Linked DNA regions of Homo sapiens: regions 1 and 2 are each linked to region 3. The links are chromatin contacts, found by Hi-C or POLR2A ChIA-PET in ENCODE. All regions are on one chromosome and are shown on one strand. Each heading gives the region's core, a stretch centred on a gene start or an enhancer-like site at or near the end of the contact. The rest is flanking DNA. Distances are from core to core; before and after follow the strand shown. Region 1 holds the start of ARHGEF6 (Rac/Cdc42 guanine nucleotide exchange factor 6). Region 2 holds the start of CD40LG (CD40 ligand). Region 3 holds the start of INTS6L-AS1 (INTS6L antisense RNA 1).

Region 1 (3,375 bases), core at 150-2,649, 1.3 Mb before region 3:
CATCAGATCAACAAGTGATAATAGTAAAGTGTGACAAGTGTCCTGACAGAGCAAGAAAGGGCAGCTTTGAAAATGTTTAGTAGGGTTATCTAAGCTGATTCTTTGGTAGTAGATGCCTGAAGCTGTGTTGAAAAGAATTCTGAGGCTTAGTAGGAAAGAGCTATACATGATCTGATGTCTCCCATGCACGAGGAGAGGTAATCATGGTAAGTGCCACACATTTGCCAACATAGGGTTATACTATTAAAGTTGGCCTTATCATAAATTTCCCAATAGTATGCCTATTTCAAGTGGTTCTGAAAATGTTTGAGAATGATGAAGATCTCTTGTTATAGACAGTTTTTTTTTCAGAGCAGTATTTTAAGTGCAAAGTGTTTTTTTGTTGTTGTTGTTGTTGGGAAAATAAGAATCTTCCATATTGTAGTGTAGACAGAGGACAAGTGCTCTTTTGTTCTCAAACATTCTATTTTTTCAAGTGTATTTTACCCACTTATGTGACTGAGTCTGAGCCTTTGCTAAGGGTACTGCAGCTGGATTATGTAGTGGAACCAGGTCCAGAAAAAGAATTGCTAAAGAATGCAAGTAAACAGGATGTCAGATGTTATCCTTAGCCTATTTCCCTAAACATAGCTTTTTGGCTGCAAAGTAAAATGCCATTCTTCTAGCTTCTGCTTATACACAGTGATGGCTGACAGCAGGCATAATCTTCGTTTGCTTGGCACGTTGTCACCATGCAACTCAACGTGTTTTGCAAGGAATGATCGTGACACACCATCTCTGGGAGATACTATGAGGACATCCGGCTATTTCTTGGAAGAATTTTCTGTCTACCTTCTTTGAGCCCTGTTGTGCCAGCACATCTCCCCATGAGGCTCAGATCTGTCTGACCTAAGAGCCAGTTGGCATCGTCCTCCTAACAGAAGCCAGATTTTCACTGGGGCTAGACTATTTATTGACAGTGTTTTCCCAGACTGGCCCATGAGTGTCTCATTTCCAAGGTCCCCTGAAGTGCTGGCTCACCTCTGTTTCCCAAAGCACTTGCTTGCTTGTCTCTCCTCCCTCCCCAGCATCCTTTTCACTTTCTTCCCTTATAACTTCTTGCACTCTGTGTGCGTGTGTGTGTATGCGTGTGTGCATGTGCGTTTCTTCTTTTTTTTTATCCTAACGAATTTGTTTTGCAGGTTTTGAAAAGGAAAAACCAGCGTTATCCAGGATTGTTAAATTAATTCTTATCTGTTTCCACATCTTGGACCGTGATCTCTGTGGTTTTAAAATCCCATATTTTGAGTGGGTTCCGCTGTTGTTTAAGAAAAGTTGCTTTAAACCTTTGCTCTGCAAGCACCCGAAGAGAACTCATAAAAAGGAAGACAACAGCAGATGCAATCGCGGATGTGGCTTAGTCCTTGCAGCTGCCCCAGAGTGCTGTTTGGAGTGTACCGTCCTCAGTAATGAATCCAGAAGAACAAATCGTGACATGGCTTATATCTTTGGGAGTTTTAGAGTCCCCTAAAAAGACCATCTGTGATCCGGAGGAGTTTTTAAAGTCCTCGCTGAAAAATGGGGTAGTTCTGTGCAAACTGATCAACAGACTCATGCCTGGCTCTGTGGAAAAGGTAAGGGAAATTTGCAGTCTCTTTGGGATTGCTTATCACCAGAGAGCAGCAATCATGTAACTCTTGAGATTTTTCTATTTCCCAGGCCATGGGAATCTCCTACTTTAATATTTTTCTAAGAGTTAGACATTCTTTCTTACTGTTTTTGTAGTTTGAAAATGTAAGAAAATGAAACGTTATTCTTTAGTAATTGGCCCCCAAATTGTAGTATAGGGAAAACCTGTGACACCACTGGCAACAAGGGACAAGGAGAACACTCATATCACAAGCTTGCTCTATCATGGAGATGCATGTTACATCTCCTTGTGTACCGAGGACATGTTTTGAACTTGGGGTACTTATGAGTCTGTGGAAAAATAGAATGATTTATAACAGATCTTGGTGGTGTTTATTGGCAGTTTGATTAAAATCAGTGTAGATTTCCTTTTAGAAAAATCCATTGAAGGAGAGACTATATAGCAACTAGGAAAAAAATAATTCAAAATGTCACATAAAGTTTGTAAAAGCAATAGAAACCAGATATATGTTTCGAATGCAATGTGCGTTCAAAGTGAAACTAACTTTACTCTCTTTAAAACAATTCAAGATTTTTAATAGCTGGAAATCCACGATCACGAGAATAGATAATTTCTAAAGTAGGCACTTTAAGTAAGCTTAAAGGTACAATTTTACATTTACTTTCTTAAGGTCATCATGGACTGTGAGCATAGCACTTTTGCCTTCATGAGCCAGTTTGTATTTTTATTGAGCAAATAAATTTACTTATAATTTCTTAAACTTGAGAAAGAGTGATTAAATAGTGATAAAATGTAAAGAAGTGTGGTCAAATGTAGAGGGGAAATAGAATTTTATTAAATTATCAGGGGGAAGGAGGAGAGAGAGGTACCAGGGATTGCTTCCTTTCTTGAAAGCAAGAACTAAGCTCAAAAAACTGTCTTGGTCTCCCTAATTTGCCATCAGCACACTGGAACAGAAGGCATGAGAGAAAGCTTGTAAGTAGACATGGCTTGCCACTAAAGGTTTGGTGACATTTGAAACAAAGATCGACCGTTTAGATTTTTGCATCACTTCCTTCAGTGGTTATTTCTCTTCCTGGATTGACAGCAGTGTTGCCCCACACCTTAAGAGGCCTGCTTTCTCTAGTTATCAGCAAATGATGAGTATACTTTGCTTGGCATGGGATGACAATCTCCAAGTGACATTTCACTGTGTTCCTCTAGTTTTGTCTGGATCCCCAAACTGAAGCTGACTGCATCAACAACATCAATGACTTCCTGAAAGGATGTGCAACCCTCCAAGTGGAAGTAAGCCTACCCCGGGTGCCTTCCCTGTTGTCATCGTTTTTTTGCTCTGCTAATCAAGATTGGTAGTAAGAGTACTTGTTTATTTTCACTGTCATTGGCCACTGAGTTAAACAGAGGTAGCAGACTGGTGGTCCCCAGTAATGGATTGCTAGTCTGTCTTTTCCAGAAACCAGTTCCAAGCAAAACAAAACAAAATAAAAACTCACACAATAATGCCTTTTATATACAGCATCCAAGCCCTGTAAACAGGCTTCCAGTGACAGAGCTTGTGTGGGTGTGTTCTCCTACTAAGGGGAACCAAAAGTGGGCCACTGACTGTTGGAGAGGGTCACTGTAATCCTCCCAAGTTGAGAAAAGAGGAAAGGCCATTGTTACTCCTTCCCATTAACACTTTAGAACAGAGGCCTTGAAAAGCTGAGAGAACTTGGCTTTGAGGTAGAAATTGTATAGTAAATTTT
Region 2 (3,127 bases), core at 453-2,952, 1.1 Mb before region 3:
GATGCAGTGCTTTATAAAAAGAAGTTAATTTGCAATGTGTCAGTTAACGAGTTCTAATTACATCTCTCTCCCTTTTAACTTTAGTATTTGTAGAAAACATTTGCATTTTTAAAGAAATCATCTTTTATCCTCAAAGTAACAAGATATTTTATTTTCCAATGTCTTAGAATAATTAAATGTACAGAATTCACTTGCATTATCAACTAATTTTATACCATTTTCTTGCTTTAAGAGTAGATTTTTTAGATTCAAAACAAGATTCAGTTAGCTGGCAGCTTCTGCTGTAATTAAGAGCACATGTAAATAGTACGGTAAATATCAGTCCACTGAGGTCACTATTGCCCCTTTAGAAGCTAGGCCTATGTCCATACATTTGATTGACAGAGCACATCAGGCCAAACACAAATAACCAACCAGACCAGAAGCCCCCTCTTTTGTCAGCAGTGAAACCTAATATTTGGATAACCCAGTGGATGACTTCAGCCCTCACTACCTCACCTTATCCTGTTAGAAAAATCTCATGACATTAATTCTAGGTCCAGATCCTAAGAGAGGACACTCAAGTATCCCTGATAAAGTGCAATCATCCAGATGCTTTCTAGCCACAGTTCCTGCATCCAGAATTTTAGGAACAGCCAGAAAACTAATCAACTTTCTCCTTTACATCTATGATTGGTATTTTGTCAACACCAGCCAATTATACTCCTCAGTGGAAGTGAAAAAATACATGAAAACAAAATAAGTCCTGATGGTTTTCTTTTCCTAAGAATGCAAAACAGCCTACTAAGTTACTCTGCTCTTTTGTTCCTGCAAGTCTAACCATTTAAAAATGTAAAACATCTCAGAGGGAGACTGAGCATCCTGCAACTACAATCAGTGCTTGTGAAGAATTACACAGAAAATGCTACTTTTACTAAAAGACTGCAAATTCTGGGACTTATCCATGTCTATGTTAATCTGAAGCATTATGAAATTTTAGATCAAATTGACGCTCTTCTTGCCTAGCTGGAAATTTAAAAGAAAAAAGCTGTCTCCATAAAAAAATAGCTTACTTTTAAAGCAGAACTTTAGCAAATAATTATAGCTAGTGCGTACATAGTGCTTACTATGTATCAGACCCCCTCCTAAGCTTTTTACAAGGCTAAACTCACTTAATCTATGAAATGGACACCAATACCATCCCCATTTCTCAGATGTGGAAACTGAGGCACTTGCCCCAGGATAACAGAGATGGTATGGGCAGAGCCAAGATTTGAACCCAGGCAGTCTGACTCCAGATCCCAAGATCCTAACCAGAGACAAGAATATGAGACTTCATTGACTAGGCAACAAACATTATGCCACAAGACCATTCTTCTATTTGGTTTCTACCATCATCCATCATTTGGGTAGAACCAACCTATGAATTAGTAAGGACCCCAAATTTAGTTAATAAAGGCTTGTGGTTCATCTTACCTTGTCCAACCTTCTATGAAGATACACAGCAAAAAGTGCTGACCCAATCATCTGGGTGATAAGAAAAACAGTAAGTAAATACATAAAAATTTTCATGCTGATGGGCAGTCCAGTGGCCGCAGATCGGGGAGAAGTTTGGTTGTATGTTTCGATCATGCTGTGTTAAAGTTGAAATGGTATCTTCTGGCAGAGAAGGTGGCAGAGGCAGCATGAGAAGACTGTCAAAGTGGCCACCTTACTCAGGATTAGTTAAGAGCGCACAATCGTTGCAGCCCACACTTCCTGGAAAATGTGCTTCGTAGTCTTCTCTCCCAGCAAAAACGTTACGTAAAGGTTTTTTGTTTTTTTTTTTTTTTTTAATTATACCCATATCATTCACTTCCAGGCTTTCCTTTTTGTAAGTAAAGAAGAAACAAGTTTCTTCTTCCATATATTCATTCTTGCCTTGAAATGTCATAGACTTCTTAACAGACAATGGCAGTATTTTCCTATCACTGTCTAACTTTTTGGGTTCACCAGTTTCAAGGAAAGTGACAAATTCATCCACCAGCAATAGACTTATTTCAATTTCAATCTTACTAATACGAAGCGGGAACCTGGTATATGGAGAAAGAAACACATGTCAACAAAAGTTTGGATTGATTTTATGACTGGTGTCCCATCAACTAATTGCTTCTCAGAACTTTACTTCTTTAATCACTAAACTCAATGAAAGCCTGGCAGGTTTTCAGGTCAAGTCTACATGGCATAAAGCAAAAAAAGCATGCTGATGGTTATTAAATAAAATTTAGCTGGAAAGATAATGCAAGAAAAATAAATTTTGCAAAGGCAAAGATAAGTAGGGTCTTGAGGGAAATCAGGCCAAGACTCTGGAATTGAAGTTAAAGTAAAAATCGTGACTTGACGTAGCTAAGCTGCCTGTGTACACTGTTCCAATCCATTAGATAATTGTTGATGCTGATGTAACAGTTCAGAATAGGGAAAATAGGCTGCAGTTAAGAGATCTGAATTCTAGTCTTTGCTCTACCAATAAATTGCTATGAGCCTTGGGCAAATCACTTCATCTCTTTAGACCTCAGTTTCCTCATACCCAAAGGAGGCACTTGCACCTGTCTTGCTTATCCTGTAGGTTGCTGTGAAGATCTAATAAAGATGTGCATGGAAGAAATTTGAAACACGTTAAGCAATAAACAATTCTCATCCTGAATTTTTTGGAATTTATTTAGCCTAAGACATGAGTTTAACAAATAATTGCCAACTCCTTACATGTTGGTAAAAACCAAATGAACAATAACAATATTAAAAACACCTTAAGTTTTGACAATGAATTGAATCACTGAAGTGTGTAGGATTACACATTTCTGAAGGGCTTTTGCATCATCTTATCAGATTTCCTTCAAACTAAAAGCAGCTGTGGAAATCCCTACCTCACATCCAAACCTGGTCTAGAAACCATGATAAAATTGCTTTGATGATTCCTATAAAATTGTTTTGAGAGACAAATAGGAAACGTAAAAACTGCTCTGATAGGCATGCTATCTATATAGTTAGCACCTGCTTTCTTCCCCTCCCACGCCCCAGCATCCTGTCCTGGGCCCAGATCTATGTAGCTTTTCACTACATCTGCCAAGTAGGTGGCTTCGATGCACGTGATGAACTTTGATCAGTCAAG
Region 3 (3,448 bases), core at 325-2,824:
TAAATAGGTAGAGCGGATCCCTAAAAAGCTCTGCCCCTGTGGGTTCGCACTTGGCACGTCCCCCTCCGTGTCGTTGCTTCGCTGGAATTTCCAATGAAACAGTAACAGTAGCTAAGGTAACTGAGAGCGGGGCTGAACCTGGCCAATTCCGGAGCAGAAACGCAAAGACTTTCTCCGGGTCTGGGGGTGGGGAGACTGGCGTCGCGGACAGATTTCCGATTGCGCGGGGGTGGTGAGAGGCCAACGAGTGCAAAGGCGGTTGTCTAGTCTTTGAAGGCCGGCGGCTGGCTCTGCCACGCTCTCAGCAGGAAGGGGAGGGGACCAGGAGGAAGAGGGGGAGAAGGAGGAGATGCAGCGAAGAGCCCAAGGAGGGGGAGGAAGACCGGGGGAGGAAGGAGGGGCCAGAGGAGGAGCCCAGGCTCCGGGAAAGCCCGCGCGCCCGGCCGGCAGGACCTCGGGGCGGAGTCGCAGGCTCCGTCCGGCCCCCCGCGCGGCGACCCTCGCGCGGTGCGCCTCGAAGGGGCGGGCCCGCCTCGCAGCCTCCCTCCGGGTTTCGGGCCCTCCTTCCCCGCTCCTCCCTCCCCTCCCTCCTTTCCATCTCAGCAGCGCCCTCAGTCTCCCTCTCGCAGGCTCATACAAAAGCAAAATGTCCGCCATGTTCCGAGGCGGCTGCGGTTGTCGCGCCACGAGCTCGGCCCTCCTGCGGTTTCTCCCCGGGGCTGCTCCTCCCCGGTCCCCTCTCCCCGACCCCAGGCGCGACAGCTACTCCGAAGCCGCCGACGGCACCACTCCGCCCGCCCTCTGCGCACCCCCTCGCCGCCCGCCCCGCCGGGCGACGCAGGACCGCCTTAGGCGGGGGCAGGGGGGTAAGCAGCCCCCGCCGACTTGCTCCCGCTTCCCGCCTGTCCCCCCACCCGTAGCCCCTTTACCTTGATGCAGTACGGGGGTTCGTCGTAGGTGACCAGCATGTACCTGTCTCCACGGCTGGCCGGGTCCCGGGCGCGCAGCTGCGGGGCAAGGGATGACGGAGGGGGTCGCGTAGGAAAGGAGGGGGGAGGGCGATACAAACGTTACAGAAGCACCTCAATCCACACCCTGAAATCCCTCGGGAGCTCTCCCCATCTCTCCCCTCCCCTCCCTTTACCTTCAAGAATAACTCCACAGCGCCTTTGGCAATGTCCAAATAAGAGGTGCCCAGGTCAGTGCGCTGGTTCATAGAGGCGGACGTGTCTATGAGGAACAGCAGGATGGGCATCTTCCCCCGCACTCCTGCCTCCGCTCCCCACTCTCCCGGCCCTCTTGCCCTCACTGCCGCGTACGGCCACCTGAACCCTCAACTCTCGCAGAGCCGGGGAGCAAGGAGCAAGAGGAAGAGGGGGAGACGGGACGGGACGGGACGGATGGGACCGCTCCTGGCCTCCTCTTTCTGCAGCCCCACCTCCTCTCCCTCCAAGGGAACTTGAAAGTGTGAGCGTGTGTAGCCCTCGGGGCCCTCCCCCTTCCTCTCTTCTGCTGCCACCACTACTGCCGCTGCCAGGACTACTGCCTAAGCATCCGTCCGCGCTCACTAGAGCGCTCGCCCCAGACTGAGCGCCGTCTCTGTTCACTGACAACTTCTGTCTGCTCACCTACCATCGGCACCATGTGACCAGAACCCATGCCATTGGCTGCCAATTATGTGGTATTTGCATATTCATTAGATGACAGGACTAGGGGAGGGACTTGGGCGAACCCTGGGAGTTGAAGTTTGAACCCAGGCAGAGGGTAAGGGGAAGTGTTACGGACCCTCGCTAGGATTCTCCTTTAAAGGACTTGGAAGCAGTTCGAATGATTAGTTCGGGTGGTTTAAATGGATTTTTCTGTCTCTCTTCAAAGATGGTGATTCGAAAAGAAGAGTGAATTTGAGCAACAGTTGTACAGAAGTACAGAAGCAGATGCTTGGACAGTTTGCACAGAAAATTCTTCGCTAACTGCAATCGATCAATCCTGCCAGTGGCGAAGACGAAAATATTTCAGAAGCAGCAAACTTCTTTCCTGGCAGGACGTACTCACATTCCTTTAGATCCCTCCCCCGTCTTGATCAGTATTTGTGAGTTGGTTGCTGGCCTTGCATTCCACATATATCTACTTAGAAAGGAAACTAAAGCTTAAACACAGTTACAGTTACCTAAACTGGCCTTTTGTATGCACAAGCTTCTTCAGTTTCACTAAGCTCTTTGAAACATTGGCCTGCCTGTGATAATTCCACCACTGTTCCCTCTGCGCAGCCTTTACACATGGAGGTTTGCAAACCTAGATTGTGATTCAACTCACATATTTATTTATTTATTTATTTTTATAAATAAATAAAGAGGATCTCGCTTGATCGCCCAGGCTGGAGTGCAGTGGCCCCATCATAGCTGCCTGCAGCGTCCAGCTCCTGGGCTTAAGCGATCCTCCCATCTCAGCCTCTCAAGTAGCTGGGACCACAGGGGCAGGCTCTCAACTCACATTTATTGAGTGCCTATGAAGAGCCAGGCACCCACGGTAGCCTTGTTTAATCTTTGAATTAATTATGGCAGATGGCATTGTATTCAATTTTCAGTAGAGGAAAATGCAGCTCCCTGAGGTTAGGGTAACAATTACGGATACTCTCAGGTCTGGCTCTGTGAAGAGACTCAGTAAGTGGCCAACCACACTTGATTGACTACTTCATATGACACAATTTTAAAAATTGGACTTGTGTATTCCTGGCAATTACTATTGACAATGTGGAATCCAGGACTTCAATGAGTTTGCAGTTTCATTGAGGAGAGATGATGACATATACATACATAATATTTTATATATTTTGGCCAGGCGCAGTGGCTCATGCCTGTAATTCCAGCACTTTGGGAGGCCGAGGTGGGTGGATCATTTGAGGGCAGGAGTTTGAGACCAGCCTGGCCAACATGGTGAAACCCCCGTCTCTACTAAAAATACAAAAATTAGCCGGGCATGGGAGCAGGCGCCTGTAGTCCCAGCTACTTGGGAGGCTGAGGCAGGAGAATCACTTCAACCCAGGAGACGGAGGTTGCAGTGAACTGAGATCACACCACTGCACTCCAGCCTGGGCAACAGAATGAGATAACATCTCAAAAAAGTATTTTATATATTTTATATACACTCTCTCTCTCTCTCTCTCTCTCTATATATATATGTATGTTCTGTGTATATGTTTCATATATTATATATGCACATTCAATAACATTCTCAGAGAAATACGATTTTAAAAGAAGTCATATGGCAGTATATGAATCAGGGACAAACAAGGATGCAAGTTAAAAAGTGCTATGGAAACAATGGTCCAGTCTAGAAATTCATAGGATTTCACGAACAAGGCACAAAAAGGGAAGAGAGGGAATCTGGGTTGGAAGGAATGATATGAACAAAAACTCAGCCAAAGATAGTACTATGTATGGTGCATTTC

Evidence for each region. Hi-C counts contacts between places; a loop is a spot of excess contacts on that map. ChIA-PET counts read pairs that join two places held with the same protein, here RNA polymerase II (POLR2A). Pooled maps may share reads with other maps.
Region 1: a loop to region 3 is called in a pooled map, with 6 times the contacts of the local background. The contact joins the promoter of ARHGEF6 here to the promoter of INTS6L-AS1 in region 3. A Hi-C loop is called at or near these places in 9 of 50 pooled maps.
Region 2: a map of naive thymus-derived CD4-positive, alpha-beta T cell shows a loop between it and region 3 (5-fold over the local background). The contact joins the promoter of CD40LG here to the promoter of INTS6L-AS1 in region 3. A Hi-C loop is called at or near these places in 1 of 168 maps with a recorded cell type or tissue (naive thymus-derived CD4-positive, alpha-beta T cell) and 5 of 50 pooled maps. POLR2A ChIA-PET finds 5 or more read pairs at or near these places in 1 of 52 experiments (activated CD4-positive, alpha-beta T cell).

What each region holds. Positions count from the first base shown.
Region 1 is chrX:136,778,956-136,782,330 of GRCh38, reverse strand. It overlaps ARHGEF6 (Rac/Cdc42 guanine nucleotide exchange factor 6), which reads left to right and starts at 1,399. Exons shown (of 22, transcript NM_004840.3): 1 at 1,399-1,613; 2 at 2,834-2,917. The coding sequence starts at 1,449. RefSeq lists an enhancer at 2,744-2,963.
Region 2 is chrX:136,646,733-136,649,859 of GRCh38, reverse strand. CD40LG (CD40 ligand) reads right to left here and starts at 1,702. Exons shown (of 5, transcript NM_000074.3): 1 at 1,456-1,702. The coding sequence starts at 1,611.
Region 3 is chrX:135,518,800-135,522,247 of GRCh38, reverse strand. INTS6L-AS1 (INTS6L antisense RNA 1) reads left to right here and starts at 1,574. Exons shown (of 2, transcript NR_046740.1): 1 at 1,574-1,681; 2 at 1,876-2,165. INTS6L (integrator complex subunit 6 like) reads right to left here and starts at 1,588. Exons shown (of 18, transcript NM_001351601.3): 1 at 1,145-1,588; 2 at 930-1,007. The coding sequence starts at 1,255. RefSeq lists silencers at 485-684, 745-1,014 and enhancers at 1,265-1,324, 1,355-1,434.